Regions from separate parts of the Homo sapiens genome. Here region 2 is linked to region 1. A link is an interaction called in ENCODE POLR2A ChIA-PET data of the cell type or tissue named here. Cell type or tissue: PC-9. All regions are shown on one strand. Each heading gives the region's core, and the rest is flanking DNA. Links, peaks and the distances in the headings are about the cores only.

Region 1 (11,499 bases), core at 7,908-10,407:
ATTCCAAAGTCTTCCGAAGGTTTCTCCAGAAAAAGTGGGAAAAATAAAAAAGGAAAGCAACAAACCTTAAGGACACACGAAAAGGCCAGGTGTTGTGTGTCATCTTTCATCATAGAATGTAAAGTACAGCTAAAGCCAAAGGTACATAAAAAGTTCTGCTTTGAGTTTAAGGAGCCATCCCGTACCACCCCATCCCCGCCCCGCCCACCATCCTTTTTAACTCAATAGAAGGAAAAAGGAGGCATAGCATTTGGTAAAAGCAAGGTTTAAACAAAACAGACTGTAGTTTAAGTGGGATCTCTTTGTATCTGGGACTACTGGTATACTACCACAAAGGGTAGGTGCCCTAGAATCACCAAAGTGAATCATTACTGACTACAATAGAGTAGGCCAGGTGCAAGGCTCATGCCTGTAATCCCAGCACTTTGGGAAGCCGAAGTGGGAGGATTGCTTAAGCCCAAGAATTCAAGACCAGCCTGGCCAACATAAGGAAATCTTCTCTCCAGAAAAATAAGGAAAAAAAAAAAAAAAAGACCAAATAGCTGGGTATGGTGGTGCATGCCTGTACTTCTAGCTACTTAGGAGGCTGAGGTGGAAGGATTCCTAGAGCCCAGGAGGAATTTGAGGCCGTAGTGAGCTGTGACTGCATCACGGCACTTCAGCCTGGGCAGCAGAGCGAGACGCTGTCTCAAAAAGAGAAATAAAAAGGCAGCTTTTTTTCCATGGAAATGTAACTTTGAAACCACTTGCTTTATATTGTGACTATCTAAAGATGAGATGAAGGTATGGAATAATGGTAAATTGGAAACACACGACCAAAGACATTCACTAAACATTCTTGTTTCTCAAGACTGTGGCTAAGATACTTATGTTCTTTAGTTTTATGTCTTGTACTTTAACAGCAGAACTGCACAAGATATTTTTGTGATAAAAGGCAACTGGGGCCAGGCACGGTGGCTCACGCCTGTAATCTCAGTACTTTGGGAGGCTGAGGTGGGTGGATCACTTGAGGTCAGGAGTTTGAAACTGGCCAATATGGCAAAACCCCATCTCTACTAAAAATACAAAAATTAGTTTGGCATAGTGGTGTACACCTGTAATTCCAGCTACTCAGGAGGCTGAGGCAGGAGAATCGCTTGAACCCGGGAGGCGGAGGTTGCAGTGAGCCGAGATTGAGCCACTGCACTCTAGTCTGGGCAACAGAGTGATGACACTCCGTCCCCATTAAAAAAAAAAAAAAAAAAAAGCAACTGGAACAGGTTACTTAAAAAGCAGTTTTCACATTTTGAAATGGTACCACCATACCTGTCATTAGAGGAGAAATCCATTCCTAGGACGATGCTTTCTTCAGTGTCTTGTCTACCATTAGTTGAAACCACTACCATATAGCGTGTTCGATTCTGGTAAGTACTTTCCAGTCTTACAGCCTGGAATTTAGCAGACAACAGAGAAATTATGAAATTTAGGACATTAATTTCAGATCATTTCAACCCTTTTTCATCAGCATCTTAAAGCATACTCACGAAGGCAGCAGAGCCAGTAGTTAGGAGACATAAATTAAAATCTCAGCTCGTACACTAGCTATAAAAACTTTGGTAAGTTACTAAATTAATTGGAGGGAGATATAATAATACCTAACTGTCAGGTTGTTTTAAGAATCTTATAAAATAATACAGTAAAGCACAGTGCTTGGCACACAGTAAATGCTCAATAAGATGTTTGTTATTAGTGCAATTTATACTAATTACCACAGTGTGTAATAAAGACTGAAGAGGGAAATGTGAGGTATATGAATGTGAGCATTGGTCTCAGAGATGCAATTCCCACAAACAATTATAATATGGAGCAAACTATTAGCATCATCTAAGGGGAGTACTGACTTTGCTATACTGAATTCCTGCATGTTAATGCACTATAAGATTTTCTTCAGTTTCGATGATAATGAAAGGAGATTGCATTTTTAGAAACTTCTCATTTTTTGTCAAAAGTTTTAATTTATTCTTAATTAAATTTTAAAAGGACCCTCAGAAAATCTGAATATGGACAGGGTCTTAGATGAAATTAAGGATTTACTGTTAATGTAATAACAGCATTGTGGTTACTGTGACTTTTTCTTAAGTACCTGGAGTGAAATGACATGGTTTCTGAGTTTTACTTTAAAATGTTCCAACAAAAAAATTTAACAGGGAGTGGGGACAGATGAAAGAAATCAGACAAAAGGTTGATGGTTATTAAAGCTGAGTAATGGCCAGGCACGGTGGCTCATGCCTGTAATCCCAGCACTTTGGGAGGCCAAGGTAGGCAGATCACCAGAGGTCAGGAGTTCAAGACCAGCCTGGCCAACATGGTGAAACACTGTTTCTACCAAAAATACAAAAAAAATTAGCTGGGCGTGGTGGCGCACGCCTGTAATCCCAGCTACTTAGGAGGCTGAGGCAGGAGGATCACTGGAACCCAGGAGGCGGAGGTTGCAGTGAGCTGAGATCACCCCACTGCCCTCCAGCCTGGGTGACAGAGTGAGACTCTGGTTCAAAAAAAAAAAAAGCTCAGTAATGAGTTTGTGAGGATGTACTTTCTTTCTTTCTTTTCTTTTTCTTTTTTTTTTTTTGAGACAGAGTTTCGCTCTTGTTGCTCAGGCTGGAGTGCAATGGTGTGATCTCGGCTCACCGCAACCTCTGCCTCCCGAGTTCAAGCGATTCTCCTGCCTCAGCCTCCCGAGCAGCTGGGATTATAGGCATGCGCCACCACATCCAGCTAGTTTTGTATTTTTATTAGAGACGGGGTTTCTCCATGTTGGTCAGGCTGGTCTCAAACTCCCAAGCTCAGGTGGTCTGCCCACCTCGGCCTCACAAGATGCTGGGGTTTACAGGCGTGAGCCACCGCGCCCAGCCTTGATAAGTTCAAAAAGGTATCTTATAAGCCTTAAAAATAAAACAACTACAGGCAACACATTCAAATATTTATTACACATATATTATATATACAATAACAATGCCAAGTGCTGAGGATTCAGTGGTAGAAGAGAGAGACATGATCTATGCCCTCATCGAGTTATATAGTCTAGGCTACTCTTCTTTCATTTGTTAATAATAGTTTTAAAATGACAGTTTTTTTTTTTTTAAGAGACGGAGTCTTGCTCTGCCTCTCAGGCTGGAGTGCAGTGGTGTGATCTCGGCTCACTGCAACCTCCACCTCCCAGGTTCAAGCAATTTTCCTGCCTCAGCCTCCTGGGTAGCTGGGACTACAGGCACATGCTGCCACGCCCGGCTAATTTTTTTTTTTTTTGTATTTTAGTACAGATGGGGTTTCACCATGTTGCCCAGGCTGGTCTCGAACTCTGAACTCAGGCAATCCACCTGTCTTGGCCTCCCAAAGTGCTAGGATTACATGCACGGGCCACTGCACCCAGCCTTTTCTTTTTGTTTTTTTGAGACAGAGTCTCCCTCTGTCACCCAGGCTGGAGTGCAATGGCGTGATCTCGGCTCACTGCAACCTCCGCTTCTTGGGTTCAAGCGATTCTCCTGCCTCAGCCTCCCAAGTAACTGGGATTACAGGCACATGCCACCATGCCTGGCTAATTTTTGTATTTTTATAGAGACAGGGTTTCACCATGTTGGCCAGATGGCCAGGCTGGTCTCGAACTCCTGCCTCAGGTGATCCACCCACCTCAGCCTCCCAAAGTGGTGGGATTACAGGCGTGAGCCACCCACCTGGCAAAATGACAGATCTTTGAAGCCAGAAAAATGTGCTCTGGAGGCAAATTCTTCTGTATAAAATAACCCCTATTCCTTAGAGAAACAGAATTCTAATCCATCAACTGGCTCATTATATTTGTCAGAAATTTCTATTTGGAACTTTTTTTTCAGTGCTGCTGTTCTTGGAGTCTCCCTCCTGTTAACTCTGTCACCATTCCAAAATGGCCAGGCCAAGGGAAAAAGAGGCATAGTTACACGGCTCAAATGACCCATTTAGCAAGGCAGAGGTGAGACTCCCATGGCTATCTTTTTGTCTCTATTCTGATACTCCTAGGAAAAGCTAGGGAAGCACAAACAGCAGAAGTGGCTACATTAAATCTTGTTTCTAATAAGAACGGATATAACAAGAATGTAATGCTTACCATTCTGATGCCAAATGCATAAGATAGAGAGCTGTACTTTTGACTTCATGTTCCATGAAGTAATTGAGCATTTAAAACCAAATTCACTTATGAGAAGCTAAGCGGAACTAACATTTAAATGGACTAAGATCTAGAAGGCTGGGATCAAGGGTGGGATATTATACACACAGAAAAATGAATAAATAGTAAATGTACATGTGGCAGACCGGGAGGCAGTACTGACTCCTTCTCTGATTGTAGAAACACTCTACAACATGTTAATTAATCACAAATCCTGGTGCAGGTAAACTGGATTTTCTTATAAACAAGATCTCGCATATTATTACATATTTATATTTGGGCCTCCCTTGGCCCAAGTTTCCTGAATGTGTTAGAGGCTCTTTTATTCTCTGTCAACGCTCCAAGAATTTCTGGCAAGGCTCAAATACAAATGGCCTGGGAACAAATGAACTTTGTTTCTGACAATTTATTTACAGCTCCTACACCAACCAGTGGCAACTGATTGGCTAAGTCAAAGCTGATAAAAGGAAAAATATAACTTTCATAAGTATTATCTATAATGCAAGTTACCAGCCAAGTTAGAAGTGGGCTGCAAGAGTTTCTTTGTAAGTGATATTCATTGCAAACATTAGTGTTTTTTTTTTTTTATTTTTCGAGATGGAGTCTCACTCTATCGCCCAGGCTGGAGTGCAGTGGTGTGATCTTGGCTCACTGCAACCCCCGCCCCCCGGGTTCAAGCGGTTCTCCTGCCTCAGCCTCCCAAGTAAACGGGATTACGGGCACCTGCCACTGCGCCTGGCTCATTTTTGTGTTTTTAGTAGAGATGGGGTTTCACCATGTTGGCCAGGATGCTCTCGATCTCTTGACCTTGTGATCCACCCGCCTCGGCCTCCCAAAGTGCTGGGATTACAGGTGCGAGCCACTACGCCCGGCCAGATGTCTCTTTAAAGTTTATTTTATAATATCAAAAGCATTTCAAATGTTTGGCTCTCCCTTGCTTACTCAAACTGTAACAGAAGTTCCCAAACCTAATGAGAAGGGCCCCAGACATTTAATACTGACTTAGGCTTGAATAACATGCATATCTCAGATCCATTCAATTTTAAGCTTCTTTTTTGTTTTTGTGTTTCACTCTGTTACCCAGGCTGGAATGCAGTGGTGTGATCTGCAACCTCTGCCTCCCGGGGTCCAGCAATCTTCCCACCTCAGCCTCCCAAAGAGCTGGGACCACAAGTGCCCGCCACCATGCTTGGCTAATTTTTTGTATCTTTGGTAGAGATGGGGTTTCACCATGTTGTCCAGACTGGTCAATTTTAAGCTTCTTAAATGGAAGAATAGCACTTAAGAGTTCCTGGAATTTGATCACAGGCCTCTAGACAGTACCTACAGTATTGATTCAACACCTATATCCTAATTAGAAGGATGAGATAAAAATCTTTGAAGAAAAAATTCTGAAATGTGAGGGGATAAACCCAAGACTTTAATTAAAGTTCCTTTTAGGCCGGGCGCAGTGGCTCACGTCTGTAATCCCAAAACTTTGGGAGGCTGAGGCAGGTGGATCGCTTGAGGTCAGGAGTTCGAGATCAGCTGGCCAACAGGGCAAAATCCTCTCTCTACTAAAAATACAAAAAAAATTAGCTGGGTGTGGTGGCATGTGTCTATAATCCCAGCTACTCAGGAGGCTGAGGCAGGAGAATTGCTGGAACCCAGGAGGAGGAGGTTGCAGTAGGTTGAGATCACGCCACTCCACTCCAGCCTGGGCGACAGGGCAAGTGAGACTCTCAAAAAAAAAAAAAAGTTCCTTTTAAGCTTCAAGATTCTAGGTTAAGGAATTAAAAATCTATGTGCCGCAGCCATAAGGAAAAGTCTAACGCCCATCCTGGTTTAAGGTTTATTTCGTATTCCTCTGTTGGAGATAAGATTAAGCAAAATCTAATAATTTATTAACACAATCAAATAAATTTAAAATGGCAATTTTGTACATAATATCCTAATTTTGAAAAGGACAGCATTTCCAATGTTTCTTCAGTCTCCAGAACCTATATTGAAATCAATGACTGGAATAAGACAATAATTGAGATGCATTTGATTTATCAACTAAAGTTCTCCTTGAAAAGGACACTACTGAAGTCCATTTTAATTGTCTAAACAAAACAATTATTCTGGACTTTAAAACTTGGCAGCAATAGTAACTAAGATTATATTTCCAAGAAACTACATTTACTGCCTAAATGTGGAATCCTATTACAAGTTACAGGTGAATTGGATCCAGCAATCTTAGGACTGAAGTAGGTCTGAGAAGTCATCCCCTGCCTCTTTATTCCTGAAGAACCCAATCTGTTTTCAAAGCTCATCTATTAAAGAATAATGCTATTCCCTCGGCATCCAATTTAAATGTTTAACCTAATTACAAGCAGTTTACAAACTGGGCATAGTGGCATGCCAGCTACTCGGGAGGCTGCAGTGGGAGTATTACTAAAAATACAAAAATTAGCAGGGCATCATGGCATGTACCTGTAATCCCAGCTACTCAGGAGGCTGAGTCGTGAGAATCAGTTGAACCCAGGAGGCAGAGGCTGCAATAAGCCGAGAACACACCACTGCATTCCAGCCTGGGTGACAAAGCGAGATCCATCTCAAAAAAAAAAAAAAAAAAAAAAAAGAGCTTCTCTCCTCAGCATCATCTAACATCAGGAAATACTCCTCCTTAAGCTTAAACTGTAACTTTGCCTTTAATTTCTTTTCACCACTGGGTGCAGTGGCTCACGCCTATAATCCCAGCACTTTGGGAAGCCAAGGCGGGCAGATCACCTGAGGTCGGGAGTTCAAGACCAGCCAGACCAATATGGAGAAACCCGGTCTCTCCTAAAAATACAAAAAATTAGCCAGGCGTGGTGGCGCATGCCGGTAATCCCAGCTACTCAGGAGGCTGAGGCAGGAGAATCGCTTGAACCTGGGAGGCGGAGGTTGTGGTGAGCCAAGATTGCGCCATTGTACTCCAGCCTGGGCAAAAGAGTGAAACTCTGTCTCAAAAAAAAAAAAAAAAAGACTTAATTTCTTTACACCAAGAGTCTTACATGCATGCCCCTGTGTGCATGATGTAAGACTCTTGGTGAAAAGAAATTAATTACCCCCAGTAAACTACATTATAAAGGCCCAATGTCTAAGACAGGCAGTTCACCCAATCCATCAGAGAGAAAGGTTCCAAAAGTAGGTAAATATTAAATGCTAGTCAAAAGAATGAAGCAAAATCAATAGCCAAAATTAAAACAGGCTTCACTTGTGACACTAGTAAACTAAAGAACACTGTCTTCAAAAGAAAAAGATTAGAGCTTCAGGAAGTCTCTGAATTTTTTTTTAAATCAGTCTGTATGAAATTCTTAAATATGAATTATATTCTGTGTAGCCATTAAAAACCATGATTTATTTATTGACATGGAAAGATATCCATGATAAACTATGAAGAAAGTAGGTTACAAAAAGGTATTTCTATTTTTATCACATTTTCGTAGAAACAAAACAATGCTCTTCCTCTCACTCTTTACACACACACACACACAGACACACACACACACATAGACACACACACTCTCTCTCTCATATATACATATTTAAAAAAAGAGTGGAAGGATACTTATCCAAATTGCTGAGAACGATTTTCTCAGAATGTAGAATACAGAGTGATTTTTATTTTATTTATACCTTTTTGCATTGTTTGGGAGAAAAAAAAACCCCACATAATACATTTATAGCTAGAAAAAATGAACCAATTTCCATTTTAGAAAGCAACATATGATGAAAACCAAAATCATAAAACTTCTCATTTTCTTGAATTCTCCTGCAAAATACTCAAAAAAGACCTCTTTGTACCTTATCAACACTTCAGCTTTAGTTAAGAACATCAATTGAAATTACTTCAAATGTCCTGAAAATTCTTAATTTCTCAGATTAATGTTTTAATTAAATGGTTGATCTTTGGTAACGTGCAAGAGTACTATAAAACCACTTTCTTTATTTTACTAGCTACAGTTTTTCTAAGTACTACAGTTAATGCTTGATGCCTGTATTTGGAACACAGAGCTTCCCTGGAGGAAAAGATTGGCTTTGTCCTATTTTCTCTCTTTTTTTTTTTTTGAGACAGAGTCTCGCTCTGTTGCCCAGGCTGGAGTGCAGTGGCACGATCTCGGCTCACTGAAAGCTCTGCCTCCCGGGTTCACACCATTCTCCTGCCTCAGCCTCCTGAGTAGCTGGGACTACAGGCACCTGCCACCACGCCCGGCTAATTTTTTGTATTTTTAGTAGAGACGGGGTTTCGCCGTGTTAGCCAGGATGGTCTCGATCTCCTGAACTCGTGATCCACCCGCCTCGGCCTCCCAAAGTGCTGGGATTATAGGCGTGAGCCACTGTGCCCGGCTTATTTTCAATGCTAAAGCAAAATGTGTGGTTTGGTTGGGTTATTTAAAAAATGAAGTCAAGACTTTCAGCCGGGCGCGGTGGCTCATGCCTGTAATCCCAGCACTTTGGGAGGCCGAGATGGGCAGATCACTTGAGGTCAGGAGTTCAAGACCAGCCTGGCCAACATGGTGAAAGCCTGTCTCTACTACAAATACAAAAAATTAGCCGGGTATGGTGGCATGGGCCTGTAATCCCAGCTAGTCGGGGGGCTGAGACAGGAGAATCACTTGAACTCGGGAGGCAGAGGTTGCAATGGGCCAAGATCGAGCCACTGCACTCCAGACTGGGCGACAGAGCAAGACTCTGTCTCAAAAAAATAAATAAATAAATAAAAAATAAAAAAAAAAAAACAAGACTTTCAGTTGACTATCAAACTTTTAACCTTCTGCACAAATCTTCAGAGTTTCAGCATTACAAATTTAACTCAAAACAAAAGCCTTTGCTTTGAGTCTACAAATGCTCCTTTCAGTTACAGAAGTGCTAATTTGTCCAAAGTCATACAATGCATTGACTCATTTTCTTGAAGATGACTCACTCAATAAGCTGAAACATAATGACTATGTGTTTGTAACAACTCAAAACAACTGTAAAACGGCTTGTCATTTGAACTTTGAATTCAGAGGCATCAGTTACATTTTCTGAATTTATATTTTATAAATGTAAAGCAGCTGAAGATGCATATTTTAGTAAGAAAAGAATTGCCAGCTCTGCCTTTGTAACTGCTTCCTTCATGTTCTTCCAAGTCTCTATGTAGTTAAAATTATTTTAATATTTAGAGGTTCAAACCAAATTCCAGAAGGTTATCAATGAGAAAACGATAAAGTGATGTTAGATCTCTTTAAAGCTTTAGCTTTACCAAAACACACAAATGTTGAAAGCTATCAGCAAATATTTATTGGGCATCCAGTATGTGCAAGTGACTGTTGTTATGGGTTTTCAAAGAGGTGTACTCCAAGTGTGATTCCTGGATCAGCAGCATCAGCAGTGTTTCGAAACTGGCTTAAAAATACAAATTATCTCTGCTTCCCCTTTACTAATCGAACTCTGCATGTGGAGTCCACCAATTGGTGATTTAACAAAGCTCTCCATGTGATTCTGATATACTTTAAAGTTGGAGAATCATTGCTTCAGATGATGATGATGATTATTATTAGAGGGTCTTGCACTGTTGCCCAGGTTGAGGGCAGTGGCGTGATCATGGCTCACTGCAGCCTTGACCTGCCAGGCTCAAGCAATACTCCCACTGCAGCCTCCCGAGTAGCTGGCATGCCACTATGCCCAGCCAATTTTTTACTTTTTGTAGAGACAGGGTTTTGCCATGTTGCCTAGGCTGGTCTTGAACTCCTGGGCTCAAGCGATCCTCCTGCCTTGGCCTCCCAAAGTGCTAGGATTACAGACATGAGCCACCACACCCCAATCACTCCAGATTATTAATACTGTAAGAATAGCATCCCCCCCGTTCCCTTTTAAATAATAATAATAACATTATTATTATTTTTTGAGACAGAATCTTCTTCTGTCATCCAGGTTGGAGTGTAATGGCACAATCTCGGCTCACTGCAACCACCGCCTCTTGGGTTCAAGTGATTCTCCTGCCTCAGCCTCCTGAGTAGCTGGGACTACAGGTGTGTGCCAACACACCTGGCTAATTTTTGTATTTTTAGTAGAGACAGGGTTTTACCATGTTGGCCAGGCTGGTCTTGAACTCCTGACCTCAAATGATCTGCCCACCTCGGCCTCCCAAAGTGTTGGGATTACAGGCATGAGCCACTGTGCCTGGCCTTAGATAATTATTTAAGAAAGAAATATATCAAGAAATACAGACAAGATTTATATAAATGTATAATGTTACTTTTGGTTAGGATATAAAACATTTAAAAAATTAAAATTAAGATATAAAATAACTATGAAAAGATTCCTTTAAATTTTTATATATTCTAATCAAAGGACTCATTACCACATACCTAGATTACTGCAATAACTACCCTAGCAGGCCTCCCTGATTTAAAATGATCTTTTCCTCCTCTCTATTCTGTATTAGCTTCTGAGGAATCTTCCCTAACTACTATAGCTGTCCCACGGCATTCTTTGGCTCAAAAACCTGTAATGTTTCACAAGTGCTTATTGAAAAGGGAGAGGTACTACCTTTAGTTAGTAATCTAGAGCAGGCAGCAAGCTTGTGCAACCCGTGGCCCAAGATGGCTTTCAATGTGGCCCAGCATAAATTCATAAACTTTCTGAAAACATTATGAGATATTGTGATTTTTTTTTTAAGCTCATCAGCTATCGTTAGTGTATTTTATATGTGGCCCAAGACAATTCTTCTTTTTCCAGTGTGGTCCAGGGAAGCCAAATGATTGGACACCCCTGAGAGGCTCAGATGGGAAATGTAAATAAGGAAAGTAAGCCACGTGAATATTGAATGGGTAGAAATACTTTCCAATTTCCACAAAGAAATATGGTCATCTCAGTTTTGTTTTCCTAGTTTTATTGGAGGTATTACTACAACAGTGCAGGAATGATGACAAATGGTGACACTTGACTTAAGAAGACAATAGGGGCTGGGCACTGTGGCTCACGCCTGTAATCCCAGCACTTTGGGAGGCCAAGGTGGGTGGATCACGAGGTCAGGAGTTCGAGACCAGCCTGTCCAATACGGTGAAACCCCATCTCTACTAAAAATACAAAAATTAGCTGAGCATGGTAGTGTGCGCCTGTAGTCCCAGCTGCTCGGGAGGCTGAGGCAGGAGAATCGATCGAACCTGGGAGGTGGAGGTTGCAGTGAGCCGAGATTGTGCCACTGCACTCCAGCCTGGGCAAAAGAGCAAGACTCCGTCTCACAAAGAGGATTATGGTAAATTAAGAACCCATGCTAGATCTCACCTAACTTTAAAATTCTGGCTTATGTTTTTTTAAAAAAACACTGT
Region 2 (17,228 bases), core at 7,665-10,164, 100 kb after region 1:
GCCTGGGTGACAGAGCGAGACTCCGTCTCAAAAAAAAAAAAAAAAAAAAAAAAAAAAGAGTAATTGGGGGCTGGACGCGGTGGCTCATGCCTGCAATCCTGGCACTTTGGGAGGCCAAGGTGGGTGGATCACCTGAGATCAGGAGTTAGAGACCAGCCTGGCCAACATGGTTAAACCCCATCTCTACTAAAAATAAAAATAGGCTGGGCGTGGTGGCACGCACCTGTAATCCCAGCTACTCAGGAGGCTGAGGCAGGAGAATCACGTGAACCTGGGAGATGGAGGTTGCAATGAGCCAAGATTGTGCCATTGCATTCCACCCTGGGCGACAGACCAAGATTCCATCTCAAAAAAAAAAAAGAGTAATTGGGGGCCGAGGCAGGTGAATCGCTTGAGGTCAGGTTACAAAAATTAGCTGGGTGTGGTGACGGGTGCCTGTAATCCCAGCTTCTTGGGAGGCTGAGACAGGAGAATCACTTGAATCCAGGAGGCGGAGGTTGCAGTGAGCCGAGATTGCACCCCACTGCACTCCAGCCTGGGTGACAGAGCTAGACTCCTTCTCAAAAAAAAAAAAAAGAATAATTAGGGAAGTTGTGAATCCTATGACCTCCTGAATAATGGTTGGTGATATTTAGAATTAGTCATGTCATTCTTCTACACATAGATCTATCAAATTGAAACTCCTCTGCTTTTAAGGTATAGACAGTTACCTTCTTACTTTCCTAAAACACATTAGCTCCTATTTTCAGACTTTTGATGATATCCTTCCATTCTCCCCACTCTCCTATGTTTGGAATGCTACCCTTTTCTTCTGTTCTCCTATCTAAATCCCATTCATTCATCATGACTCAGCTCTGGCCCACATTGCTTTTTTCCTCTCCTCTGCTGCAAATTTTATTTTCATTGCTATCTTTGAAACAACTGAGGAAAAGACCAAATTTTCTTTTTGTTTTGTTTTTATTTTGCTTCATTTTTCCCTTATAAAGACCAAATTTTCAAAGGTGAAGAATTTTTTCAGCAGATGGTGAGTAATTTTTTATGTCCATGAAAGACTAAAGAGGAAGAAACCAGGCTTAAAAATAGGGGAGGGTTTCAGCTGAACATGAAAAATAATTTCTTCATTTTCAAAGTAATCAAAAAAAGTATAATATATTATATGTATTGCTGGAATTGAGAGAAGAAATGTAAAACTCCTTACTTTATACAGTTCTTATCTTGGGGTTGGCACACACAAGAATGAAAGAATTCTACTATAATTAAAATTAAATTAAGATCTCAAAGTACTTTGTTTCCTATCATAACTATTCACTATTCACCTTAAAAAAGGTGTCCTGAGATTGCAAGATATATTTCAGTGCAATCTTGTTCATTTTTATTTATCATCTTATAATTGTATTAGGTTGACCCATATGAGACAGCTGTTTACAGTTAATATGTTTGAATATTGGCGTTTCATTTTTTTTTTTTTTTTTTTTTTTTGAGACAGAGTCTTACTCTGTTGCCCAGGCTCTGGAGTGCAGTGGTACCATCTCTGCTCACTGCAACCTCTGCTTCCCGGGTTCAAGCGATTCTCCTGCCTCAGCCTCCTGAGTAGCTGGGATTACAGGAGCGTGCCATCACGCTCAACTAATTTTTGTATTTTTAGTAGGGATGGGGGTTTTGCCATGTTGACCAGGCTGGTCTCGAACTCGTGACCTCGAGATCCACCCACCTCGGCTTCTCAAAGTGCTGGGATTGCAGGCGCGAGTCACCGCGCCCAGTCCGTTTACTTTTTTTTTTTTTTTTTTAGACGGAGTCTGCCTGTGTAGCCCAGGCTGGAGTGCAGTGGCGCGATCTCGGCTCACTGCAAGCTCTGCCTCCTGGGTTCACACCATTCTCCTGCCTCAGCCTCCCCAGTAGCTGGGATTACAGGCGCCCGCCATCACGCCCGGCTAGTTTTTTGTATTTTTAGTAGAGACCGGGTTTCACCGTGTCAGCCAGGATGGTCTTGATCTCCTGACCTGGTGATCCACCCGCCTCGGCCTCCCAAAGTGCTGGGATTACAGGCGTGAGCCGCCGCGCCCGGCCCTGTTTACTTCTATAGTTATTTTCCTGGCTATTCCCCGGTCAGCAAAGTGGGTCATCACACAAGAAAAAGTTGAGTTCATAAATATGCAAAGGAAATACTGGCATCAAATTTCATCCATTTATCTTTTGACCAAATAGTGAGACAAACAGGTTGGAAAGGTTCCCTGGCAAAACTCCAGCCAGCCTGCATACTGAGGTGGAGCTTCGGGAAGTTCGCACAATTTGCATGGGGAGGAGCCTGGCCCCTCCTCTTCCTTTGTGAAACCTGGGATTCAAACTGCAAGGCAGGAAGGAACCAGCAGGAATTCTAGCCTTGCAGAAAGTCCCTGTTCCCCCTTTGTTTTCCTTTTTGCCCCATAAATCCCATTATTCTCACCCTTCAATCATCTGTGAGCCTAAATTTTTGTTGCCATGGGACAATAACTCTGTCTTTAGCTGAACTAAGGAAAAGTACTGCAACAATAGTCAATGATATAAAACCTGATTTTCTGTAATTATGTTATCTTTTTATGCCTGTCTTCTGAGAAAAAAAAAATATTGCTGGAGTTCAAATATCACAAAAAGGTGGCCAGCCATGGTGGCTCACACTTGTAATCCCAGCACTTTGGGAGGCTGAGGCAGGAGGATCACTTGAGCCCAGCAGTTTGAGACCAGCCTAGGCAACATAGGGAGACCCTGTCTCTACAAAAATAACAGAAAATATTAGCTGGGCATAGTGGTGCATGCCGGTGGTCTCAGCTACTTGGGAGGCTCAAGTGGGACTGAGCCCATTACTGTATCGCTGCACTCCCGCCTGTGTGGCAGAGCAAGACCCTGTCTCAATCAATCAATCACAAAAAGGGGCTAGTATGGCATAAATACATTGTTTCTTAATTGTGGTAAAATAAACATAAAAATTTCCATCTTAACTACTTTTAAGTGTACAGTTCACTGGCATTAAGTACGTTCACAATGTTGTGCAACCACCACCACTATCCATTTCTAGAACTTTTTTCATCTTCCAAAACTGAAGCTCCGTACCCACTAGGCAATAACTTCCCACTCCATCCATCCCCCAGTCACCATTATTCTGTCCGCATGAATTTGATTATTCTAGGTATCTCATGTAAGTGGAATCATACAGTATTTGACTTTTTGTGATTGGCTTATTTCACTTAGCTTAATGTCCTCATTTTTACCCACGTTGTGGCATGTCAGAACTTATTTCCTTTTTAAAGGCTGAACAATATTCCACTGTACATATAATACCTCATTTTGTTTATCCATTCATCGTTGATGAACACTTGGGTTGCTTCCATCTCTTGGCTATTGTGAATAATGTTGCTATGAACACGGGTGTATGAATCTCTTAAGACCCTGCTTTCAATTCTTTTAGGTATCTACCCAGGAGTCCAGAAGTGGAATTGCTGGATCATATGATCATATTCTATTTTTAATTTTTTGAAGAATCACCATACTATTTTCCATTGCAGCTATGCCATTTTACATTCCCACCAATAGTGCACAAGGCTTCCAATTTCTCCATATCCTCACCAACGCTTTATGTTGATAGTGGCCATCCTAATGGGTATGAGGTAGTATCTCACCGTGGTTTCAATTTGCATTTCCTTAATGATTAGTGATTTTGATTTTTTTTTTTTTTTTAAGAGACAGGGTCTTGTACTGTTACCCAGGCTGGAGTGCAGTGGAACCTTCTTAGCTCACCACAGCCTTTAATTCCTGGACTCAAGCAGTCTTCCCACCTCAACATTCTGAGTAGCTGGGACAGGTGTGTGACACCACACCTGGCTAAATTTTTTTATCTTTTGTAGAGATGGGGTCTTGCCATGTTTCCCAGGCTGGTCTCAAACTCCTGGGCTCAAGCAATCCTTCCTTCTCAGCCTCCCAAGTGCTGGAATTACAGGCATGAGTCACTGCATTCGGCCTTGAGCATCTTTTCATATGCTTATTGCTTATTTGTTTATCTTCTTTGGAGAAATGTCTATTCAAGTTCTTTGCTTATTTTTTAATTGGGTTGTATGATGGTTAATTTTATGTGTCAACCATCAACCTGACTGGGTCACAGGATGTCCAGTATTTGGTTAAATATTATTCTCGGCTTATCTGTGAGGGTGTTTCTGGATAATATTAACCTTTGAATCAGTAGACTGGGTAAAGCAGACTGTCCTCTCCAGTGTGGGTAGTCCTCACTCAATCTATTGAAGGCCTGAATAGAACAAAAGGCTGAATAAGGGAGAAGTTCCTCCTTCTGCCTTTGAGCAAGGACATTGGTCTTCTATTTTCGGACTCAGACTTGGACTCAGCAAATGGTGGACTGAGCCACCATTGGCTCTCCTAGTTCTTTAAGCCTTTGGACTTGGACTGGAACTATACCATTAGTTCTCCTGGGTTTCCAGCCTACAGATCTTGGGACTTCTCAGCCTCAATAATGTAAACCATTTACTTAGAATCAATTTCTTTCTTTTCTTTCTTTCTTTCTCTCTCTTTTTTCTTTCTTTCCCTCACTCTCTCCCTCCCTTCCTCCCTTCCTCCCTTCCTCCCTCCCTCTCTCCCTCTCTCTATATATATCTATCTATCTCTATGAGATACCCTTTTTGGTTCTATTTCTCTAAAGAACCCTGACTAATACAGATATTGGTCCTGAGAAATGGGGTGCTGAGGCTTTGAAACCAGGTAATGGGTAGAAGAGTTTTGAAGTGCATGCTAGAAAAAGCCAAGATTGCCATGAAGGGATTGCTAAAGGCAATTCTGGTGAGTGCTCAGAAAGGATAGAGGAGATCTGGAGAAAATGCTTCCATCTTCTTAGAGAATACATAAAGAACCACGAACAGAATATTTGTAGAAATATGGATGGAAAAGCCCTTTCTGACGAAGGCTCAGATGGAAACAAGAAACATGTTAGTGGACAATGGAGAAAAGGCAATCCTTGTTATAAAGTGGCAAAGAACTTGGGCTGGATTGTGTTTGTGTTCTAGTATTTTGTGGAAGGTAGAACTTGCAACAGTGGAATTGGACATTCAACTACAGTGGTTTCTAAGCAAAGTGGTGAAGGAGTGGTTTGGCTCCTTCTGGCTGCTATAATAAAATGCAAAAAGAGAGAAATGAATTGCAGAAGGAATAGTTAAGCAAAAGGGAACCAGAACTTACTTGGAACATTCTCTGCCTGTGCATATTGCAAAAAATGAGAAAGCATGTTTGGAAGGGAACACCAACAGTGTGGCTGACTGACCATATAAGGAGGGTAGTGTTGGTGTGAACCACAGGCCTAATCAGCCATCTCAATAGAAGCCAGGATAGAGAAGGGATTATGCAAACAGAAATACTGCCAGCTAGGACTAAGGGAAACAGAGAAAATGAAATGGAATAAAGGAAGACTGTGACTACGCATTATCCTTCAAGAAAGGGGAAGAAGGATCCCCCCAAAGGCAATTCAGTGATGATCATCAGGGCTTCTACTCTCATCACACCCACCATGGGTGGCGATCAGGGAGCAGGCTGTCTTCACTTCAGTTTCAAAGGCTAGGACCACTGGCAAGCAGAGTTGTGTGGGCAGGGCTCTTGCAGAGAGCCCTGTGGATGGCACTCCACTGAGCTGAAGGGGCAGGGCCACCACATGAAGCAATGAGGGTGACGCTGCCACTCAAGTGCATCTGGAGAGCAGAGCATCAAACCAAGAAGGATTATTTTCAAGTCTTAAGACCTAAGGGGATTTGCCTTGCTAAGTTTTAAACTTATTTGGGACCTATCAGTCCTACTTTCCTTCTGATTTCTACCTTTTGAGATAGGAAATCTATCCTATGCTTACCTCACCATGGTATTTTGGAAGTGCTTAATTTACCTGGTTTCACAGGTTCACAGCTGGAGAGGAATGTTGGCTCAGAATGAATCATTCCTGGTCTTACTTGTATCTGATTTAGATGATATAAAACTTTGGACTTTAGGCTTCAGAACTGATGCTGGAATGTTTTGTCTTTTAAAGATGTTGAGATGGAATGAATATATTTTGTGTATGAGAACATGAATTTTGTGGGTTCCCGGGCAAAATATTATGGACTTAATGCTTGTGCCCCCTGCTAATTCATATGTTGAAGCCCTACCCTCGAAAGTGAGGCGAGGCCTTTGGGAGGTAGTTAGGGTTAGATGAGGTCATGATGGTGAGCCCCCCATGACGTGTCCTTAAAAGAATAGGAAGAGACCAGAACGTGCTCTCTCTTTCTTTCTCCCCACCAAGTAAGAACACTGAGAGAAGGTGGCTGTCTGCAAGCCCGGAAGAACACCCTCACATGAACATTCTGGCACCTTGATCTTAGATTTCCCAGCCTCCAGGACTGTGAGAAATAAATGTCTGTTGTTTCAGCCACCCAGTCTAGGTATTTTGTTATAGTGGACTGACTAGGGTTTTGTTTTTATTGAGCTGTAGTTCTTTATATCCACATTCTGGATTTAACCCCTTATGATTTGCAAATATTTTCTTCTGTTCCATGGGTTGCCTTTTCACTCTGTTGATAGTGTCTTTTGATGCACAGAAGTTTGAAATTTTGATGTAGTCTAATTTATCTATTTTTGTAGTTATGGTTGTTATCTGTGAACAAAGCCATCATAGTTTGGTCTAATTGTACTGAAAGATTTTTTTTTTTTTTTTTGAGACAGAGTCTTGCTCTATTGCCCAGGCTGGATTGCAGTGGCGCAATCTCAGCTCACTGCAACCTCTGCCTCCCGAGTTCCAGTGATTCTCCTGCCTCAGCCTCCTGAGTAGCTGGGATTACAGGCTCATGCCACCACACCCAGCTAATTTTTGTATTTTTAGTAGAGACAGGATTTCGCCATGTTGGCCAGGCTGGTCTCAAACTCCTGACCTCAGGTGATCCACCCACATGGCCTCCCAAAGTGCTGGGATTACAGGTGTGAGCCACTGCACCTGGTCTGAAAGATTATTTTTATGACTTTGTCAATAAATGGCATTTGGTTAAGATTTATTATTATTATTATTATTAATTTTTGAGACGGAGTCTTGCTCTGCTGCCCAGGCTGGCGTGCAGTGGCTTGATCTCGGCTCACTGCAACCTCCACCTCCAGGATTCAACCAATTCTCCTGCCTCAGACACCTGAGTAGCTGGACTACAGGCATGCACCACCACACCCGGCTAATTTTTTGTATTTTTAGCAGAGATGGGGTTTCACCATGTTGGCCAGGTTGCTCTTGAACTCCTGACCTCATGTGATCCGTCTGCCTCAGCCTCCCAAAATGCTGGGATTACAGGCATGAGCCACTGCCCCTGGCAAAAATAACAGATTATTAATGCAATGTCTTCTTTGTTACCTGGAACTGGCCTTTAGTTTTAATGATATGCTGTTTACTATTTAATTTCCTACTACAAGCTACATTTGAACCCACAAACTGACAAGATGAGTTCAGGCATGCTTAATGAAATGATTCAATGCTGGTTTATTCTGTGGTGAGTGATGGAGAACTCTGAACAATCTGTAGCAGTCAAACATACAAAAATCAATCTCTTACATACCGTATAGCTACAAGGGGCATTCAACTGGCAGGTAAGATAAGTTTCTTTGCTTCGAGTCGGACTAAAGCCTTTAGATTTAGAAATAGCTTGGCAAACACACTAAATGTAAGACATTATAACAGATTAGCAAATTTTGATTTTTTAATAGTTGCTACTAGGTTTTTTTCATTTCTTATTTTTATAAGTAATCCTCTTGTGAATAGAAGAAGCCTGCAAAAACCCTCTGCTGGTCAAAGTGACAAAGTATTGCCAAAAACTTAAAAACAGGTCTTTATGATTCTTCTTCTTCCTCTTTTTTTTTTTTTTTTTTTTAGTAAGACAGAGTCTCACTTTGTTGCCCAGACTGGAGTGCAGTTGTGTGGTCTCTGCTCACTGCAACCTCCACCTCCTGGGTTCAAGTGATTTTTCTGCCTCAGCCTCCTGAGTAGCTGGGATTACAGGCATGCACCACCATGCCTGGCTAATTTTTTTTTGTATTTTTATTAAAGATGGGGTTTTACCAGGTTGGCCAGGCTGTTCTCAGACTCTTGGCCTACCAAAGTGCTGGGATTACAGGTGTGAGCCACCGCGCCTGGCCTTTATAGTTCTTAATGGCTTGACAATTCAGTACTGTGAATAAGAGAATGACTTCCATTGCCTCATCATTAGGTAATTTTTTGGAACAACATTATTCCAGTGGATATTGAGTCAATATATAAAGCTTGAAATTGACTCAGAGAGCTTTAAATCTGACCTTCTAGAAAATATAAGAATTATTTTTTCATTCTAATGGGAATATGATTACGATGCCTCTGGTACACATTCAGCTAAAATTTATTTTTGGTTTCTACCTCCTTAGCCCTATGCAAAAGAAGGACACTTCTCTTTGCTAAGAGACACGAGAAATTAAGCCTTAAGCCCACAATTTATGTGTTAACAAATCAGGAAAAAAACTACCGATAATCTCAGTTACTGATGAAAAGGAACTATTTTTATATTAAGTTGTAGTTTACAAGAAGGAGGTATATATCAACAAACACCTGATAATAATAATAATAATTTTTATTATTTTTTGTTTGTTCTTGTTTTTGAGACGGAGTCTCGCTCTGTAGCCCAAGCTGGAGTGCAGTGGCGCGATCTCGGCTCACTGCAAGCTCCGCCTCCCGTGTTCACGCCATTCTCCTGCCTCAGCCTCCTGAGTAGCTGGGACTACAGGCACCCGCCACCATGCCCAGCTTATTTTTTGTATTTAGTGGAGACAGGGTTTCACCGTGTTAGCCAGGATGGTCTTGATCTCCTGACCTCGTGATCCGCCTGCCTCGGCTTCCCAAAGTGCTGGGATTACAGGCGTGAGCCACCGCGCCCGGCCTGATAATTATTAAAGCAGCATTCCCTTTAGCCAGCTTCTTCACAATGAGCATGCTTATTGATCCTTTCTCTGTATCATCTAGAATGGCTCATTTGAGTTCAGAGGATACAAGTTTGGTAACATTGAAATGACCATCTAGAACTTACCAGGCCTGTTTCTTGTGGGAGGGAGTTACTTTTAAAAACCCTTAAAGGAGATAAAATAAATGTTATTTTATACTTCCTAGATTTCTCTCACAATTGTTTTCTTTTAATGTTACTGGGTACTGGCACCCTTCTAACAACATGCCCACTATTCCATGAGAAGAGGGTAAAAATATTTCATTGCATTTTAAAAGATTAGGTAGGTTACTCAGTATACTTACTCAGTATACCCTTTGTATAGAAACAAAGTGAAATATTTACCAATCTGCAAGAATTGCCAAAATTTATCAAATATGAATGACAAATTAAGTACAAAACTGAAGGCTGAAATGTTCTTCAGTTGATATTTTCCTGAAAGGTAAGGAAATTTTGCTTTTTTATTACCCCCAAGATAATTCCTTGGATGCTTGGGTGAAAACTGAGCCAAAATTGACCTTTCTGCCTCTTTTTAAACCAATGTACCATTGAAAAATCTTTCTGAGTCAGTAACTGGATTCCTAAAGCATTCGCTCTTACTCTTTTTTTTTTTAAAAAACGGAGGAAGGTCCTGATACGTTGTCTCAAACTCCTGGCCTTAAGCAATCCCAAGTAGCTGGAATTACAGGCACAAAATACCATGCCCAGGTGCAATCTGGTTTCTTGAGAGACCAAGGAAGCACGTTGAAAAACAAGGATAAGCTAATCTGATAAGACTGAAAAAGAATTAGAGAAAAAACAATAACTACTACAAAAATATCCTACAACAAAAATGCCGTAGGATATAATGAACAAACATACCTCCTGGGCTGTGACCGGCATTCTTCCTCCCCACTGTCTGCCTCCTGTATAGACAGAAAATGAAAAAAAAAATTAAAACCTGAGGTTTCATATCATAATATCACTAATATAATTTTACTAAGTTTCACATGTTGTGTACTTGAACTAAATTACTCATGTTGTATACTTGAACTAAATTCTCTTCAAAAAAAGTGACTTCAACCAACCCAGGAAGTTGATGTCAATAGAACTTACTCCTGGAGGTAACTTCAACAGTAGTCCATGAACAAATTTCATTGACAATGAAGTGCTATTCATTAAAACAATTACCTCCAAAAACCAACTAAACATGTTATTTTACTGTTATGCTACTTCAGCTTCAAAACGAGTGGGCATTCTGACTACCACCAATAAATCTCATCAATATAACCTATTAATGATTCTGACCCCCAAAGAACAACCTAAACAATGAACACCACTTAAAAGAGAGTGCTCATGATCAAATCACCATCAACATCAACATAATGGCTACCACTTGTTGAGTACTTACAATGTGCTAGGCACTGTGTTCCTCAATTTAAGTACATTACTGTACTTATTCTTTATAAACCCAGAAGGTTGATGGTACCAATTATTTTTAATTTATTCAAATACACACAGTAACATAGGATAAATCAATGTCATATAAAAGCACTGATGGTTAATGACCCACCCAGGGATGCCAAACAATGATGACAACAAAAAGCACTGAATCATAGTTCAATTACAATATTTATTTCTTCTTAGTGTGGCACATAAAATAATAGAAAGTCTTATAACTTATGTCAATTTAGACTCAATGAATATTTTACAGATGAAGAAGCAAAAGGGAAATAAGCTGTCCAAGGAGACTCATGTGGTAAAGAATTAAAACGAAGAAATATTGACTCCCAGCTAGCTGAAAAAGCTTATCATTTACCTCTCCTTGCCCTGGGTTAAAAATTAGTATATGTTATGATATTATACTGATCTTCACAGAGGCAAGAATATTGACATGAAGGAAAAGTGAGGAAAGATGAAGAGGCTTTTTCTTTAAATTTGCTCCCTGACAATTTGTATTTGTTCTCTCATCACTTTTGCCCTATCTGGCAAACACAGAACTATTAGGTAGAAGGAGAAAAATAATCTCAGAGAATATGTGTACTGTCTGCCCAACAAGTCACCTGCATTTTCATTTATGAAGCCATCCTCATCTACCTTTACATCATTCTGCCTCCTTTCCTGGGCAACCAAGCCTAGCTCTGTAACTTTCATTCCCATGTAGCTGGAATTACAGGCACAAAATACCATGCCCAGCTGCAATCTGGTTTCTTGAGAGACCAAGGAAGCACGTTGAAAAACAAGGATAAGCTAATCTGATAAGACTGAAAAAGAATTAGAGAAAAAACAATAACTACTACAAAAATATCCTACAACATTTCATTATTCATTTCAAACATGTCTTTCTCTCTGTCTCTCTTTTTTTATTTTCCACAAAGGAAGAACAAAACAAAGATTCTGCTTCCAGAAGGAGTACAGGTAGAAAGTGTCATAGTGTATTACACTCTTTGCATATAAGAGAGAGGTTTTAGGTTAGAAAGGTATGCCCTTTAGAGACTGAAAAAAGGTTTAAAATGGGAAAGAGCTGTCTCTAGAATCAATAATCAGAACCTGGAAAGTTTGCAAGAATGAAAATAAAAGACTCAGATAAACAAATGTAAATGTTAGATTTTTGTGCCCAAAGAACTGTAATAAATAGAAATGATTTCCTGGAATATCATTTAACAAAGAGTGCTTCAGTACTGTTATTATTAATAGATCTCAAATTATAATGCAGTCTTCTCACATTTTTTTCCTTATCTTTTTTTTAGACGTTGTCTCACTCTTGTCACCCAGGCTGGAGTGCAGTGATGCGATCTCGACTCACTGCAACCTCCACCTCCCAGGATAAAGCAATTCTCCAGTCTCAGCCTCCCAAGTAGCTGGGACTACAGGTGCCCGCCACCATGCCTGGCTAATTTTTGTATTTTTTAGTAGAGATGGGGTTTGGCCATACTGGCCAGGCTGGTCTCAAACTCCTGAACTCAGGTGATCCACCCCCATCGGCCTCCCAGAGTGCTGGGATTATAGGCGTGAGCCACCGTGCCCGGCCACATTATTTTTTAATTGCATTAAATATTATATAAGAATATGTTTAACATATAAGTTATGAGGTACAATAACAAAATTAATACCTATGAACACCATTCCACCTAAGAGCTATAATAGTACCAACACTGTTGCTTCTGTTTGCCTCTTATTTCCCATTCCTCTTTCTATTATGTGACTACTATCCCAGTTTATACTTTTTTTGTTTCCACCTCATTTTATTATTTAAAAAATTTCAAACATAAAATTGAAAGATCTTATAGCGAACTTGTATATCTACCATCTAGATTGTATCATTAATATTTTCTATACTTTTTTTTGAGACGGAGTCTCGCTCTGTTGCCCAGGCTGGAGTGCAGTGGCGCAATCTCAGCTCACTACAACCTCCACCTCGTGGGTTCAAGTGGTTCTCCTGCCTCAGCTTCCTGAGTAGCTAGGATTACAGGCATGTGCCACCATGGCCTGGCTAATTTTTGTATTTTTAGTAGAGACGGGCTTTCTCCATGTTGGCCAGGCTGGTCTCGAACTCCTGACCTCAGGTGATCCGCCCACCTCGGCCTCCCATGGTCTAGGATTATAGGCGTGAGCCACCATGCCTAGCCAATATTTTCTATACTTTTTAAAAATCATATGTTTATTCATCTATCTGTCCATCTATCCATCTTATTTTTTGGATGCATTTCGATTTAAGTTACTGATATCAGTACATCTGCCTTTAAATGCATAATAATTAATTAGAATTCAGTATTTCTTTATAGTTTTTTCCTTTCTTTTTTTTTTTTTGTTTAGAGATAAGATCTTGCTCTGTCACTTAGGCTGTAGTATGTGCAGTAGCATTATCACAGCTCACTGCAGCCTCAAACTCCTGGGTTCAAGCAATTCTCCTGCCTCTCCCTCCTGAGTAGCTAGGACTACAGATGCACACTGCCAGGCCTGGCTAATTTTGTTCTTTATTTTTAAGTTTTTGTAGATACGGGGTCTCACTATGTTGTTCAGGTTGGTCTCAAACTTCTGGTCTCAAGTGATCTTCCTGCCTTGACCTCCCAGAGTGCTGGGATTACAGGCATGAGCCACCACACCTGGCCAGTTTTTTTTTTTTAAGGTAAAATTTATATACAATGAAATATACAAATCTTAAGTGCGCCATTTAATGAGTTTTGACAAATGTATGTGTCTACGTAATTCAAACTGCTATCAAGAAATGGAACATTTCCATCACCTCAGAAATTTTTCTCACAGCCATTCCCAGTCAAAATGTGGCACCACCCACTCCTGAGGCAACCCTGTTCTGGTTTTCCACCACAGATTTTTGCCATAAAAAATTAGTACACAGGATATGATTCCATTGTTCATTAAATGGGATTATATACTATGTACTACTTTATGGGAAGATTTTTGAAAAATATTCAGCATAATGTTTTCGAGATTCATCCCACGTTGTTGCATAAAATAGCAGTTCATTCCTTTTTATCGCTGAGGATTCCATCACATGAATATACGAGTTCATTTATTTATTCTCTTATTGATGGATACATTTGGGATATTTGAGTTTTTGCCTATCACGAACAAAGTTATTAGCCAGACATGGTGGTTCATGTCTGTCATCCCAGCACTTTGGGAGGCTGACGCAGGAGGATCACTTGAAGTCAGGAGTTTGAGACCAGCCTGGGCAAAATAGCAAGACACAGTCTCTACCAAAAAAATAAAATAGTTAGCCAGACATGGCACCTGTAGTCCTACTCTGGAGGCTGAGGTGGGAGGATCGGTTGAGTCCAGAAGTTTGAAGTTGCAGTGAGCTATGATCACGCCACTGCATTCCAACCTGAGAGACAGAGTGAGACTCTAAAATTAAATAAATAAATAAAGCTATTATATGAATATTCTTTTGTGAAGTTTTTTTTTGGGGGGGATTGACATAAGTTTTTATTTCTTTTGGGTCACAAGACAGAGGCATGTATAGTTTCATATAAAATTGCCAGGTCTTCTCCCAAAGCATTTACACCGCTTTATACCCTCATCAACAATGCGTGAGAGTTATAACTTAACTCTAATTGGCAATTCTTTTCCCCTATGGTTATTGTTTTCAGGTTCTTAAAAACCTTTGCCTACCCTCTAGTCATGAACATATTCTATCATTTTTTCTTTCTTTCTTTTTTGAGAAAGTCTTGTTCTGTTGCCCAGGCTGGAGTGCAGTGGTGGGATCTCGGCTCACTGGGTTCAAGCGATTCTCCTGCCTCAGCCTCCCAAGCAGCTGAGATTACAGGCGTGTACCACCGTGCCCGGCTAATTTTTGTAGTTTTAGTAAAGGTGGGATTTCACCATATTGGCCAGGGTGGTCTCGAACTCCTGACCTCGTGATCTGCCCACCTCAGCCTCCCAAAGTGCTGGGATTACAGGTGTGAGCCACCGTGCCCAGCTCAATCTTTTATATTTTAAAGAATGTCTCTTTAAAGATATCAATAGGCCATATTTTTGGCATATTTGAATTTTTACAGAAAGAACATCATAACCATTATGATTATTATCGTTATGCATATTACATAACCTCATTGAGTGTTTATTCTACACTAACACTGTTCTACAAATGTGAGACAGCATTATAATTATCCCATTTTAGGAATGAAGAAATTGAGGTACAAACTGGTTGTTGCTTTTTGCCCACAGACAGCATTTGAACCTTACTTTATCCATTATGACAATCTTTGCCATTAACTGTGGTGTTTAGTACGTTAACATTTAATATAATTTTTGATATTGTTAGATTTGTGTCCACCATGTTACTATTTATTTTCCGTTTGTCGCCTGTATTTGTATTCCTCTGTTCTACCTTTTCTGCCTTCTTTGGTATTATTTGAATATTTTTTAGAATTTTGTTTTAACTTGCCTATTGGGTCTACCTCTTTGCATTATTTATTCCCTTGTTTTTTAAAAAATTACATATGCCTACATTCTTAAACAATGTATTACTCATTTTTGATTGTTTGAGGGCTTAAAAACTGTGTTATACTGTGTGTAGTTTTCCCAATATGCTTTTTAAAAACTAAATATTATCCTGAAAAGATTCATCTACTTATTACATATAGCTATAGTTCACTCATTTTTGATGGGGTAAAATTCGAATATATCATAGTTTATCCATTCTATTTACATAGACTAGATTGTTTCTATTTTTTTGGTGACATACACAATGCTGCTATCAGCATTCTTGTACGTGTCTTTTGGTGTACATGCAAAATATATCAACAGTATATATACCTATGAGTGAAACTGCAGGGTCATAGAGTAAATAAAGGTTCAACTTTACAAGATAGTACCAAATTATTTTCCAAAGTGGTTGTACTGATTTATACTCTCACCAGAAAGAGTAAGAGTTTTAGTTGATCTAAATTCTAGCCAACACAGGATCATCAGATGTTTTCTATTTTTGCCAGTCTAATGTTTTATCTCATTATGGTCTTAATTTGCTTTGTCTTGAGATTAACTAATGAGGTTGGGCATCCTTTCATAGGTTTATGGGCTACTACTAGTTTCATAGCCTTGCCCTTATTTCTAAAATAAGCACACCAAAAGAAGGATAATTCAAATTATTTTCAGTTTTTTGGTGGATTTTTCTACCTATGAGAATTGTGATGAGAATATGTGGATAAGTAAAAAGCAAAAACACCCCTGATGCTTTCTTATAGGGCACAAGCAGCCAAAACCAGTTATGTCTACAGGGGTGAACTACATTTATTGAGTACTACGATGGGCTAGGTACTTTATATGTTGTTTCACTGAATGGGTACCACACCCTATGGGACTTATTCAAGGTCATAAATGGTGGAGTCAGGATTTGAACGTGGGTCTATCTTTCTGCTATAATCAGCTGCATCTAAACTAAAAATCTTACTTTGATACTTATAACCCAAGATGGCAATTCAGAGGGAGCTGAAGAAGAAGGAATATCTTTTTTCATGGCTTTTAATAAAGTAATATCCTTTGCATCTTTCCTCTATGACTTCTACACTTCAAAGTAGTGCCAAAAGCGTAGAAAATTCCTTTGGCTCCCCCAAAAAGCAAATCAGAACAGTGTTTTTAACACAAGATCCCCAAATAATTTTTTCTTTCTTTATGTTTCAATAGCCAGCCAAATGAATAATTTGCTTTCCCTTCTGTTTACTTCGAAAAAAAAACTTGAGGGAAAAAAAAACTAAGCATATCAAAGCATTGTAGGTCTTAGGGTAAAATGGATTTAAAAGGAATGAAAAAAATGTTCAATTATGTTAATTTCAGCAGAATTCACCGCCAAAAAAGCAAAGACACAACATTTCTTATTTAATAAGAGTAACTATCGGGTAATGCAGTTATCTTGAACAATAGCATTCAAATGGTAGCTGAAGGTGGAATGCTTACCATTCTATTCTAACAAGTGCAGAAACCAGATATAACAGCCTTTCTTGTCAAGTAACTTCACACATTGTTACTGAAAAATGCCAGTCAATCTCTTCAAAACATTGGAAATTACCAGGAGAAAAGTGTAGAGACAGCTCTTAGTTTCTTAGTGAACAGAATAATTTCTGATACATAACGAGAATATCTAAATTAAATAATTAAATAATTAAATAAATTACTAAATGTTTAATTAATTAAACATTTAATTAATTTAATAATTAAATGACTAAATATTTGTTGGCTTTTTTATGATCAAATTTCCAAGAGCCCTATTGTTAAATAGCTTTTAAAGAGTATAATTACTTCTTATGTTCTTAAGAAAAAATTGACCTAGAAACAGTAAGGTATTACATTTAATTTTAGGGTGTTCAGGAACCATTAAGTCTTTTTTTCTTTTTTTTTTTCTTTTTTTTTGAGACAGAGTCTCACTCTGTTACCCAGGCTGGAGTGCAGTGGTGCGATCTCGGCTCACTGCACCCTCTGCCTCCTGGGTTCAAGCGATTCTCATACCTCAGCCTCCCGAGTAGCTGGGATTACAGGTGTCTGCCACCACCCCCTGTAATTTTTGTATTTTTAGTAGAGATGGGGTTTTGCCATGTTGGCCAGGCTGGTCTCAAACTCCTGACCTCAAGTGATCCACCTATCTCAGCCTCCCAAAGTGCTGGGATTACAGGCATAAGCCACCATGCCTGGCTCCATTAAGTATTAATTGAAAGATTAATGCATTCTTATTAATCTGTTTACTACCTGATCATAAAAACAGGTCACTAAATAAAATATGTCTGGAAAATATAG

The links. Peaks named below come from ENCODE experiments on the same cell type or tissue, not always from the same donor. Only the 100,000 strongest peaks of a DNase experiment are listed, where the experiment ranks them.
Region 2: POLR2A ChIA-PET joins it to region 1 with 5 read pairs; 7 of 35 experiments call an interaction of 5 or more read pairs at or near these places.

The regions. Positions count from the first base shown.
Region 1 is chr17:29,683,258-29,694,756 of GRCh38, forward strand. It overlaps SSH2 (slingshot protein phosphatase 2), which reads right to left. Exons shown (of 16, transcript NM_001282129.2): 6 at 1,306-1,427. Among named protein-coding and RNA genes, the nearest start is that of SSH2-AS1, 50 kb to the left of the region's middle. In PC-9, for the core only: no CTCF peak of the experiment used is centred there; a DNase peak (open chromatin) is centred at 9,044; H3K27ac peaks cover 1,562 bases.
Region 2 is chr17:29,784,037-29,801,264 of GRCh38, forward strand. SSH2 (slingshot protein phosphatase 2) reads right to left here. Exons shown (of 16, transcript NM_001282129.2): 3 at 9,858-9,901. Among named protein-coding and RNA genes, the nearest start is that of SSH2, 140 kb to the right of the region's middle. In PC-9, for the core only: no CTCF peak of the experiment used is centred there; no DNase peak of the experiment used is centred there.